Linked DNA regions of Homo sapiens: all the other regions are linked to region 3. The links are chromatin contacts, found by Hi-C in ENCODE. All regions are on one chromosome and are shown on one strand. Each heading gives the region's core, a stretch centred on a gene start or an enhancer-like site at or near the end of the contact. The rest is flanking DNA. Distances are from core to core; before and after follow the strand shown.

Region 1 (3,417 bases), core at 539-3,038, 1.9 Mb after region 3:
TTATTCAAAAGAAAAGTGAAGCTAGAATAATTTTAATGGGAGATTTTAAAGATTTTCTAACACATAATCTTATTTTTTTTAAAAAAAAAACAGCCCACAATTTTCAGCAGTTTTTACTTTCTTTTTTCTATTTACTAGCATCATTTGACATAAGTAGTGGAAATGAGCTTCTGAAAATATACTTAATTTTCATATTATAAATCTTATTTTCTATAGTTTTATTAGGAGACAGTGTTATAACATTTTATATCTGGCAGAAACTCGAATACAGTAATTTTAATTTATTCATTAATAATGAATAAATTAGATGAGATACGCAAGGCTCAGAAATATTAAGAATTGCTCCAAACACCCAGATATTGTGGAGCAGAGTCAGGATGGCAGCTGCAACCTTCTGACTTCCAATCCAGGGCTCTTCATACAAGAAGGCTGTCCTGTATATGTGACAGATACAAGTTCCTATCTGAACACTGTCTTTATTAACAAGTTTTCGTGTGCATAAATGGGTGCCTTTGAAGATCTGGATACTTAATTGGGGAGCATCATCTGGAGTGTTCATGTTGGCTAAAGTAGCTCTTGTCAGGAATACGTATACCAGCAGATGCATCAGTTAGAATATTCTTTTCTCCAATGGGTTTAAGACATACTTTCCTAAGAATTGAGTTTCTGAAACACTGAACAACACCCAAACCCTGCAATCCAAATTTGTTTTTGCCTATTACACTGAAGTCTCTCTGTTAACAGGCATATATAGAAGACAACCATTTTTTTCAATATAATATTTCATAAGTTAGATGAAATCTTTTGTTCCATTATATAAAGTTCAGAAAATCAACATAAAATTAATAATGATGTTAAAGAAACTACTGGAAACCAGATAAATACAATACAATCTATAATTGTTTTCAAGTTTTTTGGACATTTCGCATACTTCTCCAAGTTTTCTACATTATGTTATAAAGTTCTAATAAGTTCATTTATGTGAAAAAATTAACTTTTTTTGATACTTGATATTTATATTATTACTAAAAAGCACTTCATCCGAGAGAAAGTTTCAAAGAAAGCCTTCCTTTTATAGGAAGAGGAGAGGAACATTTAAACTATGTATTATTACCAAATTGATATTCAAAAAATATATTCAACTTCAAAAGGCAAATGACTAGTTTAGACATGCTTGAGAGAGAGACATTCACTTTAAGGTTCTGGGACAACTCCTTTGATATATCTCCATCTTAAAAACAAGCAAACAAACTCTTGTTTGGAGAGGGTATTTAGAGCCATAAATAATTTTTTACTGGGTCTATTTTTGAGTTGGAGCAGGAGTAAGAAATACATTTTATATGGAATTTTAAATCACTTTTCAATTTATGAACCTAGCCTAGAAAGTCTGTGTAAAATGAAATATTTTAAAAGTTACAGTATTATCTGTATCTTCATTTCTATATGTATGTATCTATCATCTGTGTACCTACTCATCTATCTATCTAATTATTCTTTCTTTCCAGCAAATGTTCACTTCTGGTTTCCCTACGTCTGCCTGGAAGTGGGGGCAGTATGGCAGTATGGAAGACCTAGAAAGGGACAAGGAGAGCTACAATAACAGCGGTCTAAATATATCCTAGGATGAAAAGGTGAGGAAGGAAACAGGCGCAGAAGTGTTATAAGAAACCAAAGCGGCCTTTTGAGAAGGGATGTAAGAGCAGGCCCCTGAGCAGTTTCACTTCCTCTGGGCGCCCAGCAGAGCGGAGCCCTGGCCTTGCGGGCATGAGCCCCGGGGCTGCGTTTCCTGAGACCTGGCCGCAGCCTCCGCGGGTGGCAAGCGGGCTGGGGAGAGCCGAGGGCCAAAGGAAGAGAAAATCGCGGGGAGTCTCTGGCCGGGAGAGTCCAGGTAGCGCTCGGCGGGCAGCAGTGCGCAGGCCCCTCGGCTTCAACCGCCACAATGCTGCCAGCAGCGCCAGGCAAGGGGCTTGGGAGCCCGGACCCCGCCCCCTGCGGCCCAGCGCCCCCAGGTGGGTAGTCGCGCATTCGGAGGGGCTTGACGCCGAGGCCGGGCTACGGGGCTCTGCGGAGACCACGGGCCATCGTTAGACAACTGCACTCGGGCACTGAGGCCAGGGCGTCCCTGAGACAGGGCTTCTCCTTTTTATCCTGCCGCCAGGCAGCCCAGAGGGTTCTTCTGTCCCTGACTTCTCTGAGGGGCATCTGGACGCCACGAGGAGGGAGCGCGCTGGGAGTTCTGGCCAGCGGGCTACCCTCAGTGTCTGCAACTTCTGAGGAGCTGGAACTTTCCCCAGCACCCGGGTCAGGGTCCTGTAGTTTCTAAAATCACTTTGCAACCTGTTTTAAAGCAATGCGCGTTTAAAATTATACGTAATTATTTTCAACAGTCGGTAAGCACAGAAAAACCGCTCATGTGTAGCGTCACGCATTTACCTGCCCGGCCTGACAAATCCCAGCCTGGTGAATTGGTAGCCCTGCTTCTTGGCAGGTGGCTTTGCAGAGAAACTCTACCAACACCACCTCCCTACTCCACTGGCTTTACTAACTTGGTCAAAGGAAAACGGTCAACTTGGTTGAATGCAGAAGTAGATTTATATTTTCAAATGGACGTTAAGGCAGTTTTATTTAGTTCTTTTTGAAGCATTTCAAATGCATTTGCAAATTACTCAGTGATATAAAAATGTTTTTTAAATTAAAAAACTTCACTTAGGTATTAATATTACTGGAGTGTTCGTGGTGAGAAATGCAACAAGAAAGTATATTCTGAGTGAAAGTTTCTTAATTTGCTGAATAGAAATAAATTTCTCATACCTTTCTAGAATTTTTTAGGTAATGTAATTTTGGTTGTAGCTATTTCTGTTGGCTAGTGCATTTTTACATAAATAAGCTTTAGGGATTGCTTTCAGTTAAATAAGAAGTATATTTGTGTCAATGAAAAGTGACAAGAAAGGACTTAGAGCCCATAACTTAATATTATTAATATTTTAACTATTGCATATTGACATTCTTGAAAACTGTGGCTCTGATGGTCTTCAGCAGAGCAGACTTTGCTAGCATCTATAAATAAACCAACCATGTCTTTCAAACTTTGAGCAGGTTACCTCTTTTGTAATTTCAGTTTAACAATTTTGTTAGAGAATGGGGTACAGTTTGTTTCAAACTTCTAGATTAAACAGTTTAGGCAGAAAATGCCTTTTATTTCACTTGATACTAAGCAATACTTTGAGGCACTTGCTATTGTGAATAATGCAAGAGTAATGTGAATCAATATTTATAGCATTCCAATTATTCTTGTTCCTCCCATGCATTCCGCTCCCCCCCCGCCCCGCCCCTCCCAACTCCTTGGGTCCTTCTCCATGCAGTATTTATCACTTGCTTCAGTTACTTCCTTTTCTGGCCAACATAATGAAACTTTTC
Region 2 (3,367 bases), core at 329-2,828, 1.6 Mb after region 3:
CTTCTTTCCACATTTATGTATTTTTCCAAGTTGTCTTCTATAATGACATATTTTTAAATTATCAATAAATATCTTGGCTACATACATTTTCACATATATATGATGTTTGCAAAGCTCAAAGCCCCAAGTTTCCTATAGCCCTAAATGTTTATTAACCTTTCGTAATCAGATTGATTTATTGCAAAGAGAGGCCCCTTCAATTGTAGACAATGTTTTATCATTCAAGAAAACAGTAAGATGTGGTACTTGGGTTGACCTAGCCACAGGCAGGATGTGGCTGCCAGAAAAGCGCTATAAGTCTTTGAGCAAAGAGCCACATCCTCCTCCCACTATTTCTTTTTTTAGCTAATGGCAACTCCTAAGATTCTGACTTTAACCAAAGTTCACATCTTTGTATTGCTCTCCTACTCCCTTTTTAAGTCAGCAACTCATAATAAGCTTAGTATATAACACAGGTTATACAATTTAAGAAAATACTAGGCATTAGGGATTTCAAATAACTGAGCTCATTTAGCCAAAATGGTAAAACAGGGGGACTCGTGAAAAAGATCATAATCAAATAACGGGTATTAATGCTATATTAAAAATTGTCTGTCTTTGTTATCTCAAAAAGCCACCAGAATTCCTTCTCTGGTCTAACTTGCAACTATCCAGACACACAGAAAGTTCAATCTATTCTACTAGTACTTGGACAATGCAGTGAATCTGACATTGTTTACAATGGTCTTAAAAGCCCTTAGGTGTTGGTAACATTTTATGTCATAGAAAATATTGTAGCATGTACCTCTTTACTTGTGTACATCACTGAAACAACTTCCCTTTGCTTCCTGCTCATGGTTATATAGATTGTATGAAGATTAGAGGGCATCCCCAACTGCTGGAAACTGACAGCTGCCCTCCATTAGGGTATTTAGTGCCTAAAAGTGACATCATTCAGCTTCTATGCTATGATAGCTATGATATACTTCACCTTCTGGAGATCATATTGGAGAAATTCTGTTGGCGGAAATATAATTCCACACCCTAAGTAAGGGCAGAATTTGCTGTGATTTGGAATAATAGTGATATATTAAAGAACAGTGATATGTTAAAAGAAGTATCCAAAAATCACATATTAAAGAAAATTAAAGAGCATAATTTTATGTAGTGATCTTGAAAATTAAATTCACTTATTCAACCTACTCAACAGCAACAAAATCTTAGATTTCCTGGTAACTGTTATTCAAAATGTATGGATGTATAAGTAGGAGCATGAGCTGATTTTGGAAACCTAGATGCTGCCATCTGAATGTTATGGCCATGTCCCCTGGTTATATTACCCAGGTCATTTTTATGGCTTCCTACAAACGCGCTTTGTATTTGACTACATTTGGAAATACTCAGAAGGTTTTCAAATGAAGCCTATATGAAAGTATAGAAACTGACTGAGTCATGGAAATCCTGAAGATAAAGTGATCTTACAGAAACTAGAACAAAGTTAAGTAAAACAAGGGTCTCGATAAAAAGCCCAGTCAAAAATGAGTAACTTAAAACACCTGTGTTTTGTCAACAGTGGCTTGGCAGCTAGAATAGGAAGGACAGAGGAAGTTAAACCCACGCTGGTTTCCAGAAGTCAGCTACAAAAAATGAACCTCTAGGACCAGATGGTTTTATGGCTTTGGTAAACAATAGATTTGCATAATGCTTCCTCAATAATTCTGTCAGGAAGAGTGCTGAGCTAAAAAACAACGTGCAATTGTGCCTTTTTTGAAAGACCAGCTCTCTAAATGGCCAACTGGTAATTAGGAGAATCTAATGCTGAGAAGGACAGAGTATATAAAGGACTATTATCTTGAATAAGTAATTGTAAATGCCAGTATATTTGGTAGTATTAGGTCTCCACTGGTGGCCACATTATACACTGATTATCAAAGGGGAATGAAGGCGTCTCTGATTTTGGGCACCACCTCCCTAAAGTTTCTTTGTTTGTTCTGCTTTGTAGCTTCCTTTGACTTTTGTTTCTAAGGCTTGCGGGGGGCTGCCATTTGGTTTCTCTTCAAGAATTAACAAACCACTTACTCTTGAATTCTCTTCTAGTTAACACAGGCATCACTACTTCCAATTGATCTCAGGATGTGGGATCCTCATACACATTTTGAACAAAATCCTCTGTTTCAGCAAGTGAGTGAGAAACCTCTTCTAATTCATTTAACCAACTAATTTAATTGGCAACAATTATTTGTACATGTGTTTTCTCCACATGCCAATTTAGATTTCTACTTTTTAACACCTGAGTCAGAAATGGGCCAGTGGAATAATATACAGATGCTCCTTGACTTACAATGGAATTAACCTCCCAATAAACCCATTGTATGTTGAAAATATCTTTAAGTTGAAGGTGCATTTAATACATCTAACCGAAAAATATCACAGCTCGCCTACCTCATAGCTCAGCCTACCTTAAACATGCTCTAAACACTTATATTAGCCTGCAGTTGGGCAAAATCATCTGGCAACACAGTACGCTGAAGAGTATCAGTTGTTTACCCTCCTAATCCTGTGACTGACAGGGAACTGTGGCTCTCTATTGCTGTCCAGTATTGTGAGAGTATCTTAGGATATATTGCTAGTCCAGGAAAAGATCAAAATTCAAAATTTGAAGTAAGGTTTCTAGTGAATGCATATAGCTTTTTCACCATCCTAAAGTTGAAAAGCTGTTAATTTGAACTATTGTTAAGTCAGGGACTGTCTGTATCACTAAAATCTACTTTTTCTATCCCCAAAACAAAGCAACAATCTTCTATTCATTTTTAAGTTGAATGCTAAAATATTAAAGGGAAGGGCTTACAAATTCAAAAGTCTGTAGTACTTAAGTAGGTAACAGCTAAATGCAGATGTTGAAGTGAGTAAAAACTAGCATTAGGAAATGCTGGGGACCATGGTAAAGTGGAAAATCTGGTCTAAAAATGAGTCAGCAGCTCTTCCACTCCAAACAATTGGTGCCATGTATTAAAACAGCCCAAGAAATGCCTGATCTCTTGGATTTCCAAGAAAAGTAAAATTAAATAATTCTATAAAATCTAAGTTTAATTAAAATATTGATGATTTTTTCAAAATTGGCAATTAAGTTTAAATTTAAAAAATATTGCAAAAGATAAACAAAATACTTCCATGAGCAGTATTCATCTTACAGAGTACCAGATTGTGAACTCTACTATGGTTTTATGGCAGTGCTGCCCTACAGAAATACAACGTGAGACATATAGAATTTAAAATTTTTCAGTATTTACATTAAAACGTGAAAAGAGACAGATGAAATTGATTTTATAATACTGTAAATATTAAATATTTGATCGAATGCAGCTATCCAAAATATTATTTCAACTTA
Region 3 (3,374 bases), core at 812-3,311:
TGGCACAGCATGGCCTTTAATAAATTTGGAAGAATTTCTGCTACAATAATGTAGTAGAATGATTGTAGGATATGGCAGGGCTGTAACACATGTCTTAGTCCTATCCCTCAGTCTCTTCTTTATCTCTTCTTTAAAGTCTACAATAACATGTTTGGTACATGAAGTAAACCTATTGTTCTAAAGAGTGTGAATCAACTTTAACTTCTGCCTTTGTATTTATTGTTATTCCCATTTTATTTACATGAATTGCTATTTCAGAAATTATACCAGAGGAAACTTTAAAACATAAAAAGGCTGAAAAGAAAACATCCCCCTAAATATACAGGCTCATCTTAGTCATGTGTCTTCAGCAAGGATATCAAACAGCCTGTCTAAGTATAACAAAGTAAAATAAAATTTACAGCTTGAGAGAGAAACTGAAAGAAAGGGAAAATGAGAGGTAAGATCAAATGACAGCAGGAACAAAGTATTTCAAATGAATATTGTACATTTACAGGAAGCAGTACAAGCATTTGGTAATGAAGCTTCTCGATGTTTTTTTCCCCTTATTTGGGCCTGTATGCTTAGTTAGATTTACAGGATGTTAGAATTGAAAGGGAGCTCAGGGACTATTGCATTTTTCCTTTATAAATGAAGAAACTGAGGCCTGGTTAGAAATGGGGAAGCAAAAACTCACATCTCCTTTCTCAAGCTGCCTCCTAAAGAATCAATTTCTTCAAACTTTGATTTATACATGTCAACTCTTGCCCACAATACAGCACAGTATTTCACATGCCCTAGAAGTTTCCATGGTGACTAGATTGAGGCTGAGAATAATTATGGTATAATGAGTAAACACACAAATTCTAAGTTTCAACTCCAGCCTCTGCCATTTGCCGGCTCTGTGTGTCTCCTCAGGTAAGTTAAATAATCTCTCTGAGCTTCAGTTTCATCATCTTATGAAACTGATTAGATGGTAGTAGCTCATACTTTAATGACTTATTGTGAAGATTGAATGAAATTAGGCACATAGGACATTTGGAATGATTCTTAGCATAGTATAAGTATTCAATAATTATTATTCATATTTAATAAAATGCTTTTATGGTTATTAATTCCATCAGATTCTATGCAAAAGCTGTACGTTCTTTGATAAATAATAAAGAATTAGTTTAGGGACAATTGAATTTGCATTTATCAAATGTTTGTGATGTCCTCTTCAAACTTTAATCTAGTTCCATAGTGGACTCATATAAGTGGTAGAATCAAGTGAGCACTCCAAAAATAGTGACTTGACTTGGATATTTGAACAGAATTTTCTCCTACACTGACTAACTGGTATGTCTCTCCTAGTTCAGTGCACTTCACCCTATGAGACTGGAAATTAAATATTAAAACCCCTTCACATGTAAATGAACAAGGCTTAAAGTCCATTTGCAGAGCAGGTGGCAAAGAAGGAAGGAAAAAGATCTTGAATAACCCTATTCTCTCCCACCAACCCCAAGAAATCTACTTCTCATTGGAAGGAGGGGAGAGAGGAACTCATTATGCCAGTTGCAGAGCTTATTTTCTGAACCTGAGGGCAGTAATGAAACACGGATGGACATGATCTGATTTTAATTTAATTCAACAAAATGTTTTGAGTGAAATGGCCCTGTGAGCCACTGATAACATAGAAAGATAAATCAGATATTATTCTTGCCTTCAAACACCTTACAGGCTAGCTGGGGTACCTGATGAATAAGCACTGACCTCACTGCATAAAATAAATACTCTAAACAAAAGTTTTTCTTTAGGAGTTTTGTGTACCCTGTGCTACACTCTATTTCAGATACCAAACCAATGCCTAAGAATTGAGACTGTTCTTACTCTCTTTCTGAGTTCCTGCTGGAATACAAGATAAAGGGTCCTTCAATGCAATTTCATATTATTGCATACAGTTATATATGTAACTCTTACACATAACTGTAAGTTACCATTCAGTCAAAGTAAATGGAAATGCCTGCCTTGGTCCAGCTCTGATCATCTCAAAAACATACCTCCGCTAAGCATGGCTGAAACCAGGTTTCATGTCAAAGGCAGGAAACAATAGTCACCTTTACGTAGTTCAGAAACTGAAGTGAAACTTATAGCCAAGTTTCCAAGGCCTGTGGTTACTGGTCTTCCTCATTCTTCTTGCTCTGCTACCCCTGCCTCCTGTTGCCTTTTTCTAAATCTCCCAGCTGAGTCCTGGAGTTCATTTGGTCTGAATCTCAGTAACCCAGGGTCCCTTTCTTCCCGAGCTGAGGCACTAACTTGGACCTTGGAGGCAAAGTATTAAGAGTCTGTGGTAGCGACAGTAGATAAGTTTGTTTGTTTGTTTGTTTGTTTGTTTGTTTTGAGACAGAGTCTCACTCTGTTGCCAGGCTGGAGTACAGTGGCGCCATCTCGGCTCACTGCAACCTCTGACTCCCTGGTTCAAGCGATTCTCCTGTCTCAGCCTCCCGAGTAGCTGGGATTACAGGCATGCGCCACCATGCCCGGCTAATTTTTGTATTTGTAGTAGAGACGGGGTTTCATCATGTTGGCCAGGATGGTCTTGATCTCCTGACCTCATGATCCGCCCCCTCGGCCTCCAAAAGTGCTGGGATTACAGGCATGAGCCACCGCGCCCGGCTGATAAGTTTCTTTTGATTGGAAATGACAGAAACCAGCTCTGGCTAGCTGGGTTTTTTTGGTCTTGTTTTTGATTTTGTTTTTAAGTGAGTAGGGTACAAGAACAGGGAACAGGAGCAGAATTTTTTTTTTTTTTTGTGATGGGGTCTCACTCTGTTGCCCAGGCTGGAGTGCAGTGGCACGATCTCGGCTCACTGCAACCTCCGCCTCCCGGGTTAAAGGGATTCTCCTGCTTCAGCCTCCCAAGTAGCTGGGACTACAGACGCATGCCACCACGCCTGGCTAATTTTTGTATTTTTTTTAGTAAAGACGGGGTTTCACCGTGTTAGCCAGGATGGTCTCCATCTCCTGACCTTGTGATCCGTATGCCTCGGCCTCCCAAAGTGCTGGGATTACAGGCATGGGCCACCGCGCCCTGCCCAGGAGCAGAATTTTTTAAAAGGATATTAACAATATACCCTCCCAGAATTTAAGGGCAAGTTGAACAACCAAGAGACAACAAGGAATCTGCTTAGTAATCATGGCAAGTCTGAGGCTTTCAGTCAATTGATGTGTCTGTCTTGATTCATCTCTGATCGTCTCAGAAGTGTACCTCCGCTCAGCCTTTCTGAAACCAGGTTTCATGTCAAAGGCAGGAAACAATAGTCTACTTCATGTAGTTCAGAAATTGAGTTGGTGGACCTTCTCTCTAGAGAAGCAATTAAGTGGATCCCCAAGAAGTGAATCCAATTAGTGTGACC
Region 4 (3,055 bases), core at 133-2,632, 1.2 Mb before region 3:
AGTAGGCGTCCCAGCCTAATTACAATAGGTTCCCAACACATTGCAGTCCCAAGCAGAGCATCATTTGAATCTTGTGTTAAAGCATTTGCTCTCTCGGTTCCCCAATAAAACATGCCTCGCACACCTTCTCCTTTGCATTTCTACAAAGGTTCCCCCAAACGGCCCGCTCTGTGTCACTCCTTTAAAAATGAGGACGTGGGGCAGGAACACACTGAAATATATGTTGACGGTGACTTATTATCCTGACGATGATATATACATACAAATAAATCCCTCTACCCCGCACCCCCACTGACCAGTCCATTACGCACAGGGAGCGCTTTCCAGCTGAAGAGGAGAGCGTGCAGGAAACGTTATTTACGTGCAATTACAGGACCATATACCACGGCATCTGCATCCTACACAAAGCCCGAGATGGTGCAAGAAGATACACGCTGAGCATGGCACAGACCAGCCGCGGCAACACGGAGCCAAGCCCTCGTCCAATCAGATCGTTGTTAGAAGGTGGACCTCAGGGTCGGCCGTGCCCGATTAGCCTTCCCTATTATGACACCACGCTCTGCCCAACATCTATATCCCACCGAGAGCAAATCCAATTCGTGTGGTTGCTCATTTCTCAAACTGCCGAACCCTTTCTTTTATCTGCATCCCTGCTATTCGTTCCTCAAAAAGCCACCAGAAGGCCTCGGTGCCCCCTTTCCGCCTCGATTTCTCTTTTCACCTCTTCCCATTCCTCGAAAGGATTAAATGTTTATCTCTCCAACGCGCAAGCTGGAAAGGCGGAAGGCGAATGCCTCTATGCTGCTCCGGCAAGCGCCTGCGGGGCTGCGAAAAGTAAAGGCAACGAACAACGTGGGGGAAATCGTCGCGAATCGATCGGCCACAATAGTTGGAATCCCAGGAGCGCTCCAACTTACCCAAAATATGACATTGAAGCCAAATATGAAGTATTTGATGCAACAACTGACTTCAGGACCCTTGTAGTGCTTCCCGGACATCCTCTGGGTTCATGAAGACACTTGCCCCGGCAGCCCGAGTTTGGAGCTCCGAAGCACCGTTGCTCGGAGCAGCCCGGCGGGGAGCAGGAGCTCAGGGACACCGCACGGGGCCGCGGCGCTGGCGGCCTGGGCTCAGCCGCGCGGGGACCGACCGGCGGAGAGCGGCTCCCGCACCTCCAGCCCCTCGCGCGCCGAGGCCGCCGGAGCCGGGGTGGCCGCGAGAAAGCAGGGAAGCCGCGCGCTGCAAGCTCAAGCCTCGCCGACGCTAGCCCCGAACACAAAGCGAGCGCCCGCGTCCGTGCGCCAGGCGGTCGGTCCGTCGGTTCGTCCCCGGGCTTCGGGCAAAGGCGGCCGCGGCAGATGCTGGTGGAGACGCCGCTCGCTTGCTCGCCCGCCCGTTCGCGCGCGCCCTCCCACCCCTCGCTCCGCCCGCCTCTCGCTCCGCCCGCCCGGCCGGCTGCTCCTCCGCCCGCGCCGCCCGCAGCTCCGCCCGCCGCCCAAGCCTTGGCTAGGCGCGCGCGCGCACGGGGTCGGGCGCTCCCGGGCGGCGGTGGCACCACGTAGCCGCCTCCTTCCACCGCTCGCTTTATCCCCGCCCCTTCTCGGGCCAACCCCAAGCGCCGCTGACCCCGAACGTCGCTGCGGGGTAGGTAGGGGGTGGGAGGGTGGAGGACCGCAGGCGAGAGGGAGAAGGAAGGGCGCCCGGGGAGCAGGCTGGCAGAGTGACCGGGATTGATGAGCGGCGCAGCTCTGGAGGGACGCGGGCGAGAGGGTCGCTCCTCGGGGAGAGGGCTGGGTGAGTGAGGACCTGCGAGCCACCCCCGACACCCCTTCCAGGGTAGCCACACTGGCGCCCCCTCCTCCACAACAGGCTTATGTGGCTAGAGAAGATGCGATGCCACTGGACAGGGAAGGAAAGTCGTCGTGGACTTCGCTGAATGGAAAAGGGGGTAGTTGGGGAAGGTGGAGAAAAGAGCCACGGGAAGTGGGAGGAAAGGATGAAGGGATGGGACGTTGAAAAGGAAAGCTTCCTGAATCCCTGTGTGACTCTAACCCAACCTCCCCACCTACCGGAGAAATGGGTTTTATCCTAGAAATGGGGACGAGGAAAAAGAGATGGCTCAAGGGAGTCCTGGCCCGGGATGCGATCCTCGCCCTAGGGTCTATTGCAACCACACAAACCCGGACAGCGCACGCTCCCCCCTACCCCGACAGAATAGTGCCTAAGAAACCTGCTTGCCTCCTAACTCTAGGAAGGAATCCACAACGGATTCCAGGGAGGTCTTCTGGGGAATCTGAATTGGGTTTTTGGATCACGAACCATTAAGCTTTTGAACTCTGGGGAAGAATAGAACAGGTGGCTGGAAATTGTTTTAGAACCCTACCTGAGCAGGTGTGCTCATTAGTTGCTTATCCGCCCTCCTCCTGGAGCACTTTCATAGGTGTTGGCAAAGCAGGTACCAGTATTTCACGGAAGGAGAAGGAAGAACCGCCCAGGACTGTGTATAAATGTCTATGGGAATATTTTTAAGGATTCAAAAGGCTAGAAGGAGGTGAGATCAAAAAATTTTTCCAGCACCACCCAGTGCAACCCGATCCTGGACACAGAAATCTAAAAGATGATACTTAAATACTTGAGTTTGAGAGCCTCTAGTTATAAGGTTTCCTACGTAACAACCTCTCACTTTTCTCAAAAACTGGCTAGTTGACAACCGGCAGTCAAGTTTTGGCTAGTCAAGAAGCTACTTTTTCCTGCAATAAACCACATTTAGAGATAGTACTGGGCTTCAGCAGGATTGAGGCTATATTGAGGTCGCAAGTATGAACGAGGTACCCACAGAGATGGGAGGGCCAGGAGATCCTACTCATTCAGTACCTCAGAAGCTATGACACGGGATAACAGTAGCTTCAGCCCTTTGGATGAAATAATCCTCACTCCCTCAAAAGTGCTCTCTACCCACTCAAAACACAGGCCATACTACCACCAATCTGGTAGACTTCAAAAGTAAGGTCTTTCAGCAGCAGATTTCCTTGTTAACAGGAAGGTACTGACAAGC

Evidence for each region. Hi-C counts contacts between places; a loop is a spot of excess contacts on that map. Pooled maps may share reads with other maps.
Region 1: a pooled map shows a loop between it and region 3 (5-fold over the local background). The contact joins the promoter of BANK1 here to the enhancer-like site in region 3. A Hi-C loop is called at or near these places in 3 of 37 single-sample maps with no recorded cell type and 2 of 50 pooled maps.
Region 2: a loop to region 3 is called in a map with no recorded cell type, with 21 times the contacts of the local background. The contact joins two enhancer-like sites. A Hi-C loop is called at or near these places in 5 of 37 single-sample maps with no recorded cell type and 8 of 50 pooled maps.
Region 4: a loop to region 3 is called in a pooled map, with 11 times the contacts of the local background. The contact joins the promoter of TSPAN5 here to the enhancer-like site in region 3. A Hi-C loop is called at or near these places in 3 of 37 single-sample maps with no recorded cell type and 12 of 50 pooled maps.

Annotation. Positions count from the first base shown.
Region 1 is chr4:101,788,942-101,792,358 of GRCh38, forward strand. It overlaps BANK1 (B cell scaffold protein with ankyrin repeats 1), which reads left to right and starts at 1,789. Exons shown (of 17, transcript NM_017935.5): 1 at 1,789-2,009. The coding sequence starts at 1,940. RefSeq lists a silencer at 1,876-2,065.
Region 2 is chr4:101,417,938-101,421,304 of GRCh38, forward strand. No RefSeq gene overlaps it. Among named protein-coding and RNA genes, the nearest start is that of PPP3CA-DT, 72 kb to the left of the region's middle. Within about 2 kb of position 1,579, at least 3 of the 41 ENCODE cell types and tissues checked have a DNase peak (open chromatin) inside an H3K27ac peak, as active enhancers do.
Region 3 is chr4:99,845,475-99,848,848 of GRCh38, forward strand. All of the region lies in intron 3 of DAPP1 (dual adaptor of phosphotyrosine and 3-phosphoinositides 1), which reads left to right. Among named protein-coding and RNA genes, the nearest start is that of DAPP1, 30 kb to the left of the region's middle. Within about 2 kb of position 2,062, at least 6 of the 41 ENCODE cell types and tissues checked have a DNase peak (open chromatin) inside an H3K27ac peak, as active enhancers do.
Region 4 is chr4:98,657,229-98,660,283 of GRCh38, forward strand. It overlaps TSPAN5 (tetraspanin 5), which reads right to left and starts at 1,383. Exons shown (of 8, transcript NM_005723.4): 1 at 918-1,383. The coding sequence starts at 998. TSPAN5-DT (TSPAN5 divergent transcript) reads left to right here and starts at 1,674. Exons shown (of 3, transcript NR_148380.1): 1 at 1,674-1,794. It overlaps LOC112267901 (a long non-coding RNA gene), which reads left to right and starts at 1,495. Exons shown (of 3, transcript XR_939016.3): 1 at 1,495-1,644. RefSeq lists silencers at 948-1,107, 1,361-1,540.